Regions from separate parts of the Homo sapiens genome. Here region 1 is linked to region 2. The links are chromatin loops, found by intact Hi-C in ENCODE. Cell type or tissue: psoas muscle. All regions are shown on one strand. Links, peaks and the distances in the headings refer to the core of each region. The heading gives the core; the rest is flanking DNA. Region 1 has its middle 45 kb from the start of PTP4A1. Region 2 has its middle 96 kb from the start of PTP4A1.

What was found. A loop is a pair of places that touch in the nucleus more often than their neighbours do. Peaks named below come from ENCODE experiments on the same cell type or tissue, not always from the same donor. Only the 100,000 strongest peaks of a DNase experiment are listed, where the experiment ranks them.
Region 1: it touches region 2 in a loop (2.8-fold over the local background); 5 of 110 quality-filtered maps call a loop at or near these places.

The regions. Positions count from the first base shown.
Region 1 is chr6:63,523,001-63,531,341 of GRCh38, reverse strand. It overlaps a transcript of LGSN not described here and a transcript of PTP4A1 not described here. Among named protein-coding and RNA genes, the nearest start is that of PTP4A1, 45 kb to the left of the region's middle. In psoas muscle, for the core only: no CTCF peak of the experiment used is centred there; a DNase peak (open chromatin) is centred at 3,461; H3K4me3 peaks cover 1,288 bases; H3K27ac peaks cover 4,019 bases.
Region 2 is chr6:63,471,951-63,480,291 of GRCh38, reverse strand. It overlaps a transcript of LGSN not described here and the pseudogene EEF1B2P5. Among named protein-coding and RNA genes, the nearest start is that of PTP4A1, 96 kb to the left of the region's middle. In psoas muscle, for the core only: a CTCF peak has its summit at 3,836; DNase peaks (open chromatin) are centred at 3,751 and 4,431; H3K4me3 peaks cover 1,210 bases; H3K27ac peaks cover 3,236 bases.

The DNA of each region.
Region 1 (8,341 bases), core at 91-8,090, 51 kb before region 2:
CCCCAGACTGAAAATGTTACAGGCCTCACAAATCGGTATTTGCCCTTCATTCCATCTATTCCCCACTAATTAAACCAAATCCTCTTCTTAGTCTGTGATTAGTTTAGAGGTGGACAGTCTCTGCCCATTGGCTGTGAACCAGGAAGCAGGTAGCCCTCATTGCTTGCAGTTATCTTGATGGACACCAACTCAAGAGGCAGGCAGAACTGAGAGGACTTTGGAGACTGAGGGAACTGTGCTTGAAACCTGATCTATCTTTGGACACACAATATAGAAGTTCTCTAGTATTTATAATATCAGAATTTTCACAAGCAAAGCTCATTCTTATATTTAGTTGAATAGTTGAAATTATAAAGCTAGGTTAAAATGCAAACAAATGTAGAAAAATAGTGCTCATTTTTCTAAAGGATTTTCCATTGGTATGGAAACCATTCTAATCATTACATCTCTGATAGTTTATAGCATTGAAGCTATAAGAAAGTATCAATTTGGATGTTTTAAGGTACTACTTTATTAAATGTTAATTTATTTTAAAACTGCTGATTTATTCAATGTTAAAATACAGAAGACTAGGAATAAGAAAAAATGAATTCAGGTATGCCTCTAGAAATTTCATTTTGATGTACTTCCTTCTGATCATTTTTCTATGTATATGTTTTATTTGAAAAAATCTTTATGATAGTTTAATACAATTTTATCTTCTCCTTTTTTTCTATTATTCCCTATGACCCTAGTGATTTAGCACAGAAGGGCCTCCATGTTCACAAATTCAGGGGGCTTTTTTCACATTGTAGCCTATGTGAACGGCGTCCACTGGAGTTGTGCAGTAAATAGCCTGTGTGACTGTATGAGGCAGCCATTTACATCTGGGCGTCTAAGCCTTCATGTTTACCTAGAGCATCTTATGGTACCATCCCAACTACAGATTTGGGAATAAAAGGCAGGGCAAACCACTCCTGGCTGCCTTCCAGTACCATCATATAAATTTAATATTCAGCCTTTGTGCTTTTTCTCAGGCTGGCTTTGTCTGTAGCTGTGTCTCACAGCTGTCCTCTTACAAGGTTACATCTATGCCTTTTCTTCACCTTGGAATAATCTGCTGACTCCAGTGTATGAAAAAAAAGTGTTAAGTAAATTAACTTCATGGCTGTTTTAATGATCACATTTCATTGTTATATCATTTTGGATGGTTCCAATTTGACTTCCTTCTGTCAGTTTCTTTGGATTGATTTTCTATCGGCTCATTTTCAGAAATCTATACTGTTATTATCCTTGCCCTATCTCGAGAAACAGTTAATCTTCATGATTCTAATTTTCTTTTTGTCAAAAAGTGAAATATTACTCATAACTCTATAAAGGTACCTAAATAATGGTGAAAAGACAAATTACATAACTATTTGTAATGGCAAAATATCCTATTTCTTTAATAGTGAAAATACTAACTTACTGGTAACTGCAGACATATTTTTACACCTAATTGATAATTTTTAGTTCTCTGATAGCTCCTGCCAATTCCTCTTACGCACGTATTTTGCCAATATAGGATGTGGGTAGGTGAGGGATTACTCAGAAAAACGGAACCTCATTCTTGGCTGATAGGATGATGAACTGTGTGATAAAATGCATAACCTTTTCCTCCACCCTTGGTTCACAAAACTTTTAGTTTTCTAACTTTCATTTTATGCAAACAGGGTTGGCTGCTCAAACCAAGCTTTTGAGAGAGTACAGCAAACAAAGCAATTTCTTAAAAGTTTAAGCCCCTCCTCTACAAAAGGAAAGAAAGGGGTGAGAATTAAAAGCGAGAGAGGTAGAAAAGGAAGGCTAGGTTGTTAGAAAAAGAGACAAGAGAGGCAAGGGAGGGGTGAAGGAGGAGGAGCAGGAGTGAGAGAAGCAAAGTAATCTGGACAATTATTTTGCCTAAAAGTTTGAGATTGAATTGAAAAGTTTCTGCTTGAATTGATGTAGGAAATTAAGCAGTTTGATCTTTGTTCTGATATTTGTCTTGCAATAAGACCATTTTATGTATCAAATGTTATGTAGAGAAAGACTAGGTATTATTTTTCTGAGACTCCAGAGAACCTAGACACCTGTCTAAATTATATGAAAGTTCTGTAAAGTTATTAGCAAATATATATACATATATATATATACACACATATATATACATATATATATATACACACATATATATACATATATATATACACACACATATATATACATATATATATATACACACATATATATATTTTGAGATGGAGTTTCGCTCTTGTTGCCCAGGCTGGAGTGCAGTGGTGCAATCTCGGCTCACTGTAACCTCTGCCTCCCAGATTCAAGTGATTCTCTTGCCTCAGCCTCCCAAGTAGCTGGGATTACAGGCATGTGCCACCACGCCCAGCTAATTTTTGTATTTTTAGCAGAGATGGGGTTTCACCATGTTAGTCAGGCTGGTCTTGAACTCCTGACCTCAGGTAATCCACCGGCCTCGGCCTCCCAAATATTTTTATAAAACATATTCTATAGTATAAATACTCTGTGGAGGGTGCCACCAAAGTTGATATTAAACCTTGCTTTTTTTTGAGACAGGGTCTCACTCTGTCCCCCAGGCTGGAGTACAGTGGTGCAATCTTGGCTCACTGCAGCCTTGACCTCCCCCGTGCTCAGGTAATCCTCCCACTTCAGCCTCCTGAGTAGCTGGGATGACAGGCGCACACCACCATGCATGCCGCCATGCCTGGCTAGTTTTTCATGGCTGGCTAATTTGTTTTGTTATATTTTTTGTAGAGATGAGGTTTCACCATGTTGCCCAGGCTGGCCTTGAACACCTGGGCTCAGGCGATCTGTCCACCTTGGCCTCCCAAAGTATTAGGATTATAGGCATGAACCACTGTACCCGGCCTTAAAAAAAAAAAAAGACAGAGATTCACTGTGTCTCCCAGGCTGATTTCTAATTGCTGGGCTCAAGCGATTCTCCCACCTCAGCCTCCAGAGTAGCTGGGACTGCAGGTTCACACCACTGTGCCCAGCCAATGCTATTCTTCAAACAGCCCAATGGGAGCAGAAAATATACTATGTGTGCTCAAGTCATCTACACCATGGCTGTCTGTGTTACTAGTGTGTTTGAAATTTTACAGATCAGTAAGAATTTCAGTGGCTCACTAGGCTTTATGAACCAATATATGTAGGAGTGGGTTACCCAGCAACCACTCTATGGCTTTAAGATGAGAAGGTAGGGGAAGTGAGGAAGTCACACTTACCTGCCTGCTGCCTGCCTTCCTTCTCCCATAGCCATGCTCTTGGCTGGGGAGAAAGGGTAGATGTAGAGCCTCCAAGAGCTGCAGAACTATTAAAAATCCAGTGGGTTTCTTTCATAAACACATAGATGCTTTTCTAAATCCAACAGAAATCTGACTCCCTGACCTGATTGTTAGGCTTGTGGTCAGAATCCCAGCACATGAACTGGCACTGCTGCTGGGAATTATGAGTCACCCTTTCATGTTCTTCCTGGTGTTGAAGCAAGTCTCTGCAGAGGAAAAAGAGCAATCTGTCAGGTGAGCTCATCACTGTTATCGTCACTGTCTAAGCTCTAACTTCCCAAGAGACCATGCAATGTATGTGAAAGAGCCCTTTTCGAATTCCAGAAACATCACTGTCTCATTACGTGACCTTGGACATGGTTACTTAAGTTCTCAGAGTCTCAGTTTTCTTGGTTAAAATGGAAGAGTTGTCACCGAAACTTAAATAGTTAATGTATGGGAAGTATCATGCAGATCTAGAAAAGTGAAAATATTATTTTATAATACTGTGGACACAGTATAAAGCACATTAGATATTATTTATACCCTCTACATTTTGAAAAGCTTTTGAGATATCTACAACATAAGAAGAGGAGAAAGGAAAGACCCATCAAATAGTAGATGACTATTTGTTAGGTCCTTATTCACTCGGCACTTATTGGTCAATATTCTATGCAAGGTCTGTGGGTTACTGTGGTGATACGAGAATCTGTAAGATATATGGCATGTCTTTAAAGAGTTTATAAATCTAGGAGGAAAGATTGAACATAGACACAAGCAATTCAGAAGAGAACATGTGCTCTGTTTAAAATGTGCACATAAAGTAACTGCTATAGCACTTCAAAGCAGACTAATTCTGAGGAAGACTCACTGTAGAAGAAAGGCAATCCAAGCCAGTTCCAACATGTGTTGAGTATCCATTATGAGGACTGCTCAGGTATTTGTATATTCAATAAGGACTCTCAGATAAAAGAAACTGCCTGAGTCAAGACATGAAGGTAGAAATACATATATAAGGTGCAGCAGGGAACAACAATGAGCTCATGTGGAAGCAGTGCCCTAATAAAGAAAGATAAACTTGAAATCATTTTGAAGAAGTGCATAACATCATGGATGCCCTTACATATAAATCCAACATTTGGTCTTTTGTCCTGTAGATAGTGCAAGTAATGCATCCTATGGAAGCCCTTAAGAAGAATAAATAAATAAATATATATATATATATATATATATATATATATACATTTTTGAGATAGAGTCTTGCTCTGTCGCAGGTTGGAGTGCAGTGGTGTGATCTCGACTCACTGCAGCCTCTGCCTCCCAGATTCAAGAAATGCAGCCTCCGGAGTAGCTGAGACTACAGGCACACGCCACCACGTCCAGCTAATTTTTGTATTTTTAGTAGAGACAGGGTTTCACCATGGTGGCCAGGATGGTCTCGATCTCCTTACCTTGCGATCCGCCTGCCTCGGTCTCCCAAAGTACTGGGATTACAGGCATGAGCCACTGCGCCTGGCCTAAAAATCTTTTTAAAAAAATATTTTTGTTCTGCTTGCGGATTTATCATACGTGGTCTTCCTCTCTGTTGAACTGGATTGGCTCTGATTCTGGGAAAGATTATGTAAGAATTCTTCATTTTTGATAATAGAATTTCAACTTTGTTATCAGCTATTCTAGAACCCAAAGCTTCTGGAAATTTCTTTTATTTATTTATTTATTTTGAGGTGGAGTCTTGCTCTGTTACCCAGGCTGGAGTGCAGTGGTGAGATCTTGGTTCACTGCAACCTCCGCCTCCCTGGTTCAAGTGATTCCCCTGACTCAGCCTCCTGAGTAGCTGGGACTACAGGCATCCACCACCATGCCCAGCTAATTTTTGTATTTTTAGTGGAGACGGGATTTCACCATGTTGGCCAGGCTGGTCTTGAACTCCTGACTTCAGGTGATCTGCCCGCCTTGGCCTCCTAAAATGTTGGGATTACAGGCATGAGCCACTGCGCCTGGCCTAGAAATTTCTTAAGGCAATAAAATATAGTGGTTGAAACTCCTGGCACCACTCTTTTGTATACTGGTACCGAAAGAAGGTTTAAACAATTGACAATTGGAAGAGACTGTCTTAGAGATACGTTGTCTCCTTAATGTCCCAACTCACTAGAACTCAAATATTAACATTTGTATCAGTCAGGGTTTAGTCAGGAAAAAAGAAACCACACCAACTATTTTAAGAGATAATTTACACAGGGAAATTTAGTTATATAGATATTGGAGGACTGACAGGGGAAAAAGGAACAAATACACAGGGAAAGTAATTGCAGAAAGCAGCTGCTACCACTAGGCCTGGGGGGAAAGGTGAAAGGTTGGGGTTGTTGGAAACTACAAGCTTGGAGAAGGTGGAAGCTGGAATCCAGACCTCTGAGGTGAGGAAGCTGCCTGGATGGCACTGGTGCTTCAGAACGCAGAGGAGAGTCCAGTGGAGCTGGAACCCAGATTTCAGAAGATGCTCTGAGAGAGTGGCATGAACTAGGTTCTGGGAGATGGGGAAATAGTGGAAACTGGAACCAACTGCTACTAGAAAAAGCTAGAACTGCTGGCGTGAAGAACCACAGCTAGGTGATACTGACAAGAATAGCAAGCAAACGGGAAGGAGTGTGTTCCACCTCCTTCCTCCCGTCTGTTCTCTCTCTAGCTCCCCCATTGGCAGAATCTAACCGGAAGCCAGGTGGCAAAAATGACACTGGAGGTTACCCACAACCGGCTTCAGCATCACAAGGCCAAATATGGAAGAGCGGGTTTGATCCTGAAAGAGTACTAATAACTAGCACTGCAGACACACAATTCACCAGGATAACTTATTTACAATTGAGAATTTTGAAATCTGTACCAGAGTTCTGATTCAGTAGTTGTAGAGTGGGGCTTAGAAATCTTCACCTTTGAAACAGCCTTGAATAATTTGATGCAGGACATCTTCTAAACACCCTTTCAGAAATGCTGCTCTAGTCTGTCTAAGCTAAATCCCTGAATCAAGTTAGAACAAGGCTTGGTGACATGCTCAACTCCACTAATTTAGGAGTTAAACTCAATAATTAATTTTACTTTCTTAAGTTTTTTCATAAAAAATGCTTATATGAAGAATGCCTCTGAGGTATCTTCAAAAACTGCAATTTAAAAATTTGTCCATTGTGGTATGCCACATCTCGCATTCACATATAATGTTTATAATTCTAAAACATATAAAAAGGAAATGATTAAAATAGAAACTTTGAATGAGATAATATATACAATTTCATGTGAGAAGATAGGTTTTTCACATGAACTTGTATGTTTTTTCTTGTCAGTCAAAAGAAAAGAAAAGAAATAACACTTTGCATTTCTCTTTTGCTTTGGCTGCCAGGAAGCTCAGAGTCATTCAGTAGAATCTCATCCAAGGCTTCTGTTTGGATAATTTTATTTTTACATTTTTAAAAACTGTGAATTGCTTCATCTTTTTTCTTGAAACATATTGAACAATAAATTCATATAGGAATTAAAATTATACATATTTTTCAAAATGCTTTTACATATACTACCTTGAAGTTCTCACTTATTAAACTCAAGGTATAATAAAGGCCCAAATTGATGTCCTCTTAGAAGAAATTCATCTGCTGTGGCAGTTTTGAGAAGGTACTGGTCTTCAATATGAAATAATTTTTTCATACAAATATGTGTCATTAATATATCCTCTAGGATTCTTTACACTTTATAAGCTAGATTAAAAGCCTATTGAGTGCTGGGCATGGGGGCTCACGTCTGTAATCCCAGCAATTTGGGAGGCCAAGGCAGTCAGATTATTTGAGGCCAGGAGTTTGAGACCAGCCTGGACAAGAGGGTAAAACTCCATCTCTACTCAAAACACAAAAATTAACTGGGTGTGGTGGTGCGGGCCTGTAGTCCCAGCTACTTAGAAAGCTGAGACATGGGGAGAATCACTTGAACCTGGGAGGCAAAGGTTGCAGTGAGCCAAGATGGCACCATTGCATTCCAGCCTGGGCGACAGAGCAAGACTGTCTCCAGAAAAAAAAAAGCCTATTGATACAATTCTACCTTTTTAATATTTAATTTATTTCTACTGTTTATATAGTCATACCTTAGAAACTTGAGAATGACAATAAAACATTATTATGCTAGGAGTAGGCAATCTGTTAAAAATTCAGACACAGAGTGCTATAGGCCAGGGGTGTCCAATCTTTTGGCTTCTCCGGGCCCCACTGAAAGAAGAATTGTCTGGGCCACACATGAAATACACTAACACTAACGATAGCTGATGAGCTTAAAAAAATCGCAAAAAAAGTCTTATAATTTTAAAAGAGTTTATGAATTTGTGTTGGGCCATATTGAAAGTGTCCTGGGCCACATGCATGGATAAGCTTGCTCTAGGCAAATAAGATGTCTTAGATCTGAGTGGGCTTATAGTAGATTGACATGGAACTGGTTTTATTTTTCTGCAATAACTTACCACCTTGCAGAATTTCTTTTATTTATTTATTTATTTATTTATTTTTGAGATGGAGTCTCACTCTGTTGCCCAGGCTAGAGTGCAGTGGCACGATCATGGCTCACTGCAACCTCCCGGGTTCAAACCTCCCGAGTAGCTGGGACTACAGGCATGCCCCATCATGCCTGGCTAATTTTTGTGTTTTCTAGTAGAGACAGGGTTTTGCCATGTTGGCCAGGCTAGTCTCGAACTCCTGACCTCAAGTGATCTGCCCGCCTTCATTTATAGACATCATATTGTGTATAATGCCTGAGAAAGTACATAATAGTGAAATAAACATCCTAGACACTTACTTTATAGTTGTTTTTGATGACTCGTAAGAGTGATGTAAAAAAAAATAAAAGAGTGATTCGGCTGGGTACTATGGCTCGTGCCTGTAATTTCAACACTTTAGGAGGCTGAGGTGGGCAGGTCACTTGAGGTCAGGAGTTTGAGACCAGCCTGGCCAAAAAAGGTGAAACCCCATGTCTGCTAAAAATACAAAAATTAGATCAGCGTGGTGGCACATGCCTGTAGT
Region 2 (8,341 bases), core at 91-8,090:
AGAGCATGACACAAATTACCGGACAATGGACTGGAGACTGCTTCAATTACTGCCACGTCTGCTTGTGATGGCACATACCCCTTGTTGCAGCTCTGGTCAGCCAGGTAACCATTGTGCACCTGGAGGCCAGTGGGGCTTTTCAGGTCTCTGAAACCCATGGCATCAGCTGCATCTGAGAGCTGGGTAGCAGCAAAAGGAAGGAACACAGGTTGTGAATGCCTAGCACTAAGAGAGGAAACAGGGTGCCTGGGGTTGTTGTAAAGAGTGAGTGGGAGTAATGACCTTAGAGAAAAGGCCCCCACTAAAATGTGGACTTCATGAAGGCACAGTTTTGCTTTGTTTTATTCCCTCCTGTATCTCCAGTGACTAGAGAGGTACCTGGCAAATAGTAAGTGCTTGATAAACAATTGCTGATAAATGACTGAATGATTAGGAAATAGGTGATTTAGACTTTGTAAGTATGGCCAAATCAATTAAACAGAGTCTCAGATTCTTCATCTATAAAATGAGGAGTTCAAATTGAGCACTTTTTGTTTGTTTGTTTGTTTGTTTGAGACGGAGTCTCACTCTGTCGCCCAAGCTGGAGTGCAGTGGCATGATCTCGACTCACTGCAATCTCCATCTCCCGGGTTCATGCCATTCTCCTGCCTCAGCCTCCTGAGTAGTTGGGACTACAGGTGCCCACCACCATGCTCAGCTAATTTTTTTGTGTTTTTAGTAGAGACGGGGTTTCACCATATTGGCCAGGATGGTCTCGATCTCCTGACCTCGAGATCCGCCAGCCTCGGCCTCTGAAAATGCTGGGATTATAGGCGTGACCCACTGAGCCCAGCCTTGGGTACATTTTAGGATTTCATTTAGCTCTAACATTCCATTGCTGAAAAGAAAAAAAAAAAAAGAAGTTGTTACTGTACCTCCTACTTCACTTTGTCTACTTTACTAGATATATTTTCATCGATAGGCCAGAAAAATTATAGTGAATGTTGTTTGTCTTTCCAGCATCTATTACTTCCTTTCCCCTGCCTAAGAGTACTTAAATTTTCATCTGGGTCTCCCTTGCTGATACGCTTTGAAAGCAGTTGATCACCAGAAATGGACTGTGATTGACCAAAGCCAATCTCAGTAAGCCCATCTCCCTTGATGCAGTGATTGGTTGAGGCCTGGGTTGTCTAATCTAACCAGTTAAGTTAGCATTTCTCTGTCAGAAATGGACTCCTGTCTCCAGACAGACCAGTGAGTTATGGATAAAGGGATTTTTGGGAAAAGTGTTTCTTGGCTCTTCTGAGAGTACAACTGAAAGACATGTTCTCTCTTGTCTGTATCCTTTTATACGTCTCTGTAAGCTTGGAACCATTGTAACCACTGTGGTATCATGAAGGTTGTAAACCTTGGAATAAGCTGACACTGTAGAAGGAAAAGCTGAGAGAGGAAAAATTAAGTCTTTGATAAAATCACTGAACTCTTGCATCAAACCAACCTTAAAGCACACCCTACCTTTTGAATTTCTAGTTCATAAACCAATAAACACCTTAATTATTTACTCAAGCTTGTCTTTGATATTTGCAGTTTTCTTTGAGGAAATAAGTTTAAATTCTTGAATCTTTAGAGTAGGATGAACTGATGATCGTCTATATGATTAGAATGAGCCGTACATGGGGGTGGTGAGGCAGCATTTTCAGCTAGGGATTATTTTTGGCTCTTTGTTCCTCAGAATACTTCTTTTCAGCTTACCTCTCACAACCCCACCTGGGTGATGTAACTCAACTTATTTAGGGTGGATGATGGAAATTTAGATTTTTTTTTTTCAGAACGTCCTAGGGCCCACAGGAGTATTAGGGAAAGCAATACATGAAGAGTTGTACTTAGTTACCAGAACATTTTCATCACCCCCAAAAAGAAACCATGTATCCATTAGCAGTCACTCCGCACTGTGCTTCCCCCAGTCCTTGGCAACCACTAACGTACTTTCTGTCACTGTGGATTTGTCTATTACCCATTTATACATTTTAAACATTTTTTGGCTTAATAATTTACTAACCTCTTAAAATCCTCCCTCTTTGCTCTAATAGCCTTTTTGGTTTAACTTAAATTAGACAGTCAACTAAACTGGAACTCTTCAAATTTAGGTAGGTTCAGTGAATAGCTATGTATTTGACTCCATAAATCTTTACAGTATAAGATATATAAAACTTTATGTTCAGTTATTCTTCTTTTATTTTGTTTTTTCCCTTGATATAAGTTCAGTTCAAGAATACAGAATACTAAAGAAGGAAAAAGAATATGAGAAGTAGGAGGAGGATGAGGAGAAAAAGAAGAAGATGAGTAGGGGGAGGAGGAGGAATATGACAGTATCACAGAGAAAGGAAAATTTTATTGATGAAACCAAAGAAACAGCCACTGTTGGATTCTAGAAAACATTACCCTCCTCCTCTGCAAACAAAAAGGGATGAAGGCTGGGTGTGATGACTCATACCTGTAATCTGTAATCCCAGCACTTTGAAAGGCCAAGGAAGGAGGATTTCTTGAGGCCAGGAGTTTGAGACTAGTCTGGCCAACAGAGTGAGACCCCATCTCTACAAAAAAAAAAAAAAAAAAAAAAAAAAAGAAAAAAAGAAGAAGAAGAAGAAAAAGAAAAAGAAAAAAAAAAAGGATGAAAACCAAAACTGGATCTTACGTGATTTATGTGACGAAAAACATTTTTGAAGCTTCGTAGACTAGGACGAGACCCCCATGGCATATTTCAAAGAAACTCTCCATTTCTATGTTAAACCCTATTTCCTTTCAATAAACGATCTGATTTGGATATGTGAACTTTAAATGCTTTATTAGCCACGAGAAAAGAAGATACAGCAATTTCATCATTTTGGGAAATATAAGAACATCCTTTTACTTTGTAAAGTTTAAGAGATCAGATACATGTTTTTACATAGAACAAAAGAAGAATGATTAAATGTGATATTATGAGTTTTATTTTATAAAGGTAATTTATAATTAACTAAGAATGGATGACATAAAACTAACTGTTCTAGAACAGCATGTAACAAAGCAAAATCTATTGTCTGTCTTTTCTGACTTTTAAGCTTATGAAAGTTTGTTTTGTATTATTTCTTCAAGGAAGATTAACTGAAATTCTGTATATTAAATTTTAACTCTAAAATGGCATTCCTATCACAAACTGTGATGAGAAATGCTGCTTCCAACAGTTTTGGTATCAGAAAAACAGTAGAGCAAATGTTAGAAACAAATTTAAAAAGAGAACTTATTTTCCATCTGTCTAGGCTTGACTACTAGGAAGGGTTTCAATTAAAAGCCATAGCTTCAGAGTAAAGGATGCTTATTTCCAAATTTAGATGGGAAGAGTAACATAAGAAAGGTAGAAGCAGCAGAATGATGAAAAAGTGTTTATGATGAATTAAAAACAATGGCAAATTTTATAAGACTTCTTTCCTAGACGATTGGATCTAATTTCTCTTCATTGAATCTAGGCTAGTCATAGCGATTTCCTTGATGAATAAAGTTCAGTGCCAATATCACTGAGTGACTTCCAAGGCTGGGTCTCCTTGCAGCTTATTCTTGGTCTCTTAGAATGTTTGCTTCCTGTGCTCTTTAGACTCTCCCCTCTTGAGATACTATGTTTTGGAGTCTAGCAGCTGCTGAGTGAGAAGACCCAGCCACATGGAGAAACAGCATGTAGGTGCTTGAGTTAATAGCTCCAGTTGAGCTCCCAGCTGAAAGCCAGCACCGACTGCCTTGTATCTTTGACATCCAGTCCAGCTGAGCCTTCAAATGATCGCAGTTCCAGCCAATATCTAACTGCAACTGTAGGGGGAACTCTAAAGAGAATTGCTCAATTGAGCTCTTCCTGAACTACTAACACCTCACATTGTAAGCAAAATGAAATGGTTGTTTTAAGCTATTAAATTTTGGGGTAATTTGTTATGCCACAAGAGTTAATCGAACAGTCCTGGTTTTTTCAACTGCTCTAACTTCTGTCACATCAAGCTTTGTATGCTGAGGTTGTTAGATTTGCAAGGATAGGAGAACACAATCTGAAAACTTGCAATAAACAAGTCATGTAATTATGAGGTAGCACTATCTCACCAAGGTGAACTTTTAATGATTTTGTTGCTTAGTGAAGAATCTCCTTAAGCCTCTCTCTTATGGCTTCATTACATCTATCAGTAAAAAAAACCAAAAAACAAAACAAAACAAACAAACAAAAAAACCAAACCAAAATAAAACAAAAAATCTACATAATAATGTCCTTTATCTCCACTCGGCTCTTGATCTGAATGACATTAGACAGAAGGGGTCAGTACTCTGCCTGCTTGAACTTTGCTACTAGACACCCTGCCTTTTCCCTCTTCCTCTGAAGGGCTGCCTTTGATTTTAGCACTCCTTGGGCCTGCCAGAATTTCAGCAGTCCCAGTAGGTTCCAGGGCAGACTGTTCTGAGCATGACCTGCTGGCATCAAAACTGGTGTGTGACTAAATTCTGATCTGCCCAAAACATTTTCTTACTTTAGCAACAACAGTTGTTGTTGATGTGCTGCTTCTTCTTTTTTAAACTTAGTGCTTGGGGTTGTTAACTACTATTAGCCCAGATATTAGAAACGTGTTTTTGGTATATCAGTCAGTCCCTGCCCACTATCTGGCATACTCTATATGAAGTTTGAAGCATATTTCAAGCCTTATTTCGAATACCTCTTTAATGGCCTAGGATAAGAGACAAAATTTATACCAACCTGTTTGAAATATTCAATTGTATAAATGCCTCATTCTTTGTTTCACCATTAGGTCACTGAATTTTATTAATCATCTCAAAGTACACACATATCACTTCCCCAGGATTTGTAATAACTATTAACCAGAAACATACCATGTTGGGTTGGTATGATATCTTTGGATGTCAAGTATGTTGGGTCTCTATGGGTGGTAATAGAGGGCAATTGGGTGTCTTTTTTTTTTTTTTTTTTTTGGCAGATCTATTCATTTAAAGCAGAAGTTGCAAACCCAAAAGTCACTGCAACAGCATGCCAATGGGGTTGGCATGGGGTGTTAGGGTATGGGGACTATGAAGTATATGATGAGGTATATGAATGAAGACAGTAAGTTTGTAAATGCATTTTATAGCAGCATTTCTGCATCCTAAAACAAATCCTTTTTGATACCTCAGTTCTTACACTTGTTTTGTCCTTATAGAGGTCATTGTTCTTACAGTGGTTTGTTTTATAACAATGTTTTTAGTTGAACGTCTACAATGGAGACACATTTCGTTTGCATATTAAACTTGTAGGAATAATTATTATTTCCACAAAGAAATATTCATTGTCTCATTTTGCACAAAATCTGTGGGGAAGTCAACCTTTCATTTTCTCATTTTCTTTCCTTTTTTTTTTTTTTTTGAGACGGAGTCTTCTCAAATCATCGCAACCTCCACCTCCCAGGTTCAAGCAATTCTCCTGCCTCCACCTCTCAAGTAGCTGGGATTACAGGCATCTGCCACCACGCCCAGCTAATTTTTTTTATCTTTAGTAGAGACAGGGTTTCACCATGTAGGCCAGGTTGATTTCAATCTCCTGACCTCAGGTGATCCTCCTGCCTCAGCCTCCCAAAGTGCTGGGATTACAGGCGTGAGCCACAGCGCCCAGCCTAACTTCCCACTTTCTTTTTTTTTTTTTTTTGAGATGGAGTCTTGCTCTGTGGCCCAGGCTGGAGTGCAGTGGTGTGATCTTGTCTCACTGCAAGCTCCACCTCCCAGGTTCATGCCATTCTCCTGCCTCAACCTCCTGAGTAGCTGGGACTACAGGCACCTGCCACCATGCCCAGCTAATTTTTTTGTATTTTTAGTAGAGACGGGGTTTCACCATGTTAGCCAGGATGGTCTCGATCTCCTGACCTCGTGATCCGCCCACCTTGGCCTCCCAATGTGCTGGGATTACAGGCATGAACCACTGCGCCCGTCCCGTTTTCCCACTTTCTACACAAACATGAATGCAAAGAAATATTTCTGTGTTCTAAGAAAGTCAGCTGTCCACATATAGTGATAAATGGCAATCCATACTTGGTTTGCATGTTAGAGAAAAACAGAAAGTGGTAGTTACTGGGTTGAACTGAAGAGTACAGGCAGCTTCTAAAAAGGACATTGTCACCCAGTTCTACCTATGTGTCATGTGTGAATGTCATAATATGGGCCAAGTTCTCCCATGTTACCTGATTTCCCATGGAAAGCTGGATTTGGGATAAACATCTTCTGATTCCAAATATTGGCAACCAAGTCAATTTATAAATGAATGAGTGAGTTAAACTCAGCACATTGTGAAAATAAATGGCTTGAGGGCTGCCAATGGAGCATGTATCTTTAATCTAAAGGGTTGTTATAGTTTTGGGCTTTTTAAATGATTATGATGTATATCATTATTAATAGCAAACATTGAGCAGGTATAACCAAGGACAATTTTCTAGACAGAGAATCTGGCTCAAACACAGAAGTAACATCTCAAGAAGGACATGTGTGAGACAAATCCAATGTGGAATATACAGATGCGGATAAATGGGATTAGGACTACTTGGACCCCAGTCAGGAAGAGAGAAGAGTCTTCTCTCAAGTATATCTGCCAAGGATTATTCATCTGTTTCGTAACAATGAAGGAATAAAAATTGATATAGAATCTATTAAAATACACTTCCTCCAGACAATTATTTATGTGTAGGTTGTGGACTAGGGGTGGGAGAGCAGGACTGGTGTGGCTGAGACATTGGTTAAAAACTGAATTTAAACATGAGCTAGATTTTTTTTTTTTTTTTTTTTTTTTTTTTTAGACAGAGTGTCGCTCTGTTACCCAGGCTGGAGTGCAGTGGCATGATCTCGGCTCACTGCAACCTCTGCCTCCTGGGTTCAGGCTATTCTAGTGCCTCAGCATCCCTAGTAGCTGGGATTATAGGCATGCACCACCATGCCCGGCTAATTTTTTGTGTTTTTAGTAGAGACAGGGTTTTGCCATGTTGCCCAGGCTGCTCTGGAACCCCTGAGCTCAGGCAATCAGCCCACCTCAGTCTCCCAAAGTGCTGGGATTACAGGTGTGAGCCACTGCGCCTGGCCTACTAAAAGATTTTTTAATGAAGCTATCTCCTGGGATCTGCCCTGAATTGAGTCCAGGACAGTATGTCAAACCACTTCTTTTCCTTGAGCTCAGTTAATTGGTGGACTTCTGCCCAGGCTGAACTGGGAGATCTTATTTTTCACCCCATCCTAATTTGCAGAAATTGCCAAAACTTTTAAAATGTGGCCTTGAATTGGGCAAAAAAAAATTTATTTATTTTATTTATTTTTATTTTTATTTTATTTTTTTGAGACAGAGTCTCGCTCTGTTGCCCAGGCTGGAGTGCAGTGGCATGATCTCGGCTCACTGCAAGCTCCGCCTCCTGGGTTCATGCCATTCTCCTGCCTCAGCCTCCCAAGTAGCTGGGACTACAGGTGTCTGCCACCACGCCCGGCTAATTTTTTTGTATTTTTAGTAGAGACAGGGTTTCACTGCGTTAGCCAGGATGGTTTCGATCTCCTGTCCTCATGATCTGCCCATCTCAGCCTCCCAAAGTGCTGGGATTACAGGCTTGAGCCACCGCGCCCGGCCCGAATTGGGCATAATTTTTAAGGAGGGGGCTGTCTTTCTGCCTTCAGTGTTTGGTGGAATAAGAGGATTGTCCCAAAACAGTGGTTGTAGATATCTATGTAGTATTGCACTAGCATCAGAAAGCCCAGCTATTCCAGAGATTGACTCTCTCTGGGGAGCTCATAGAGATAGTAGATTCCGTTCATACATGAGAGTGGCTTTTGAGTGCTTTTCCTAGGCACTCAATGTTGAAGCACTTCAAGAATCACTAAAATCCAGTCCACTTTGTCTTGAAGAACCTCAGAATCTTCATTTATTTATTTATCTTGCTATTTCTCCACCTTTAAAGGAATTTCGGAATCTTGATAACATTTCTTTACCCACTTCTACCCCCATTTCTAATTTTGAATAAACTTTCAACCAAGACAGGACCAGTCCCGATTCAACCAAATGTAGGCTGAAGGGCCAGAGTTTGGGATGGGGATGCTTTGGGCAGGGAAATAAAATACGCCTTCTCATTAGACACAAGAATCAGCAAGTGTGTGCACTATCAAAAAGCACAAAGGAATTTAAAGATACAAATTACAAGGAGGCAAATCAGAAAGATTGCTAAATCTGTAGCTGCAGAGGCAAGAAATAAAGTTAGGGTGAGGATTAGAGAGAAAAAAAGAAAATAATCCTGGATAAAACAGAAGTGAGATTTCTGGTGAGGGCTCTCTTCCTGCTTGT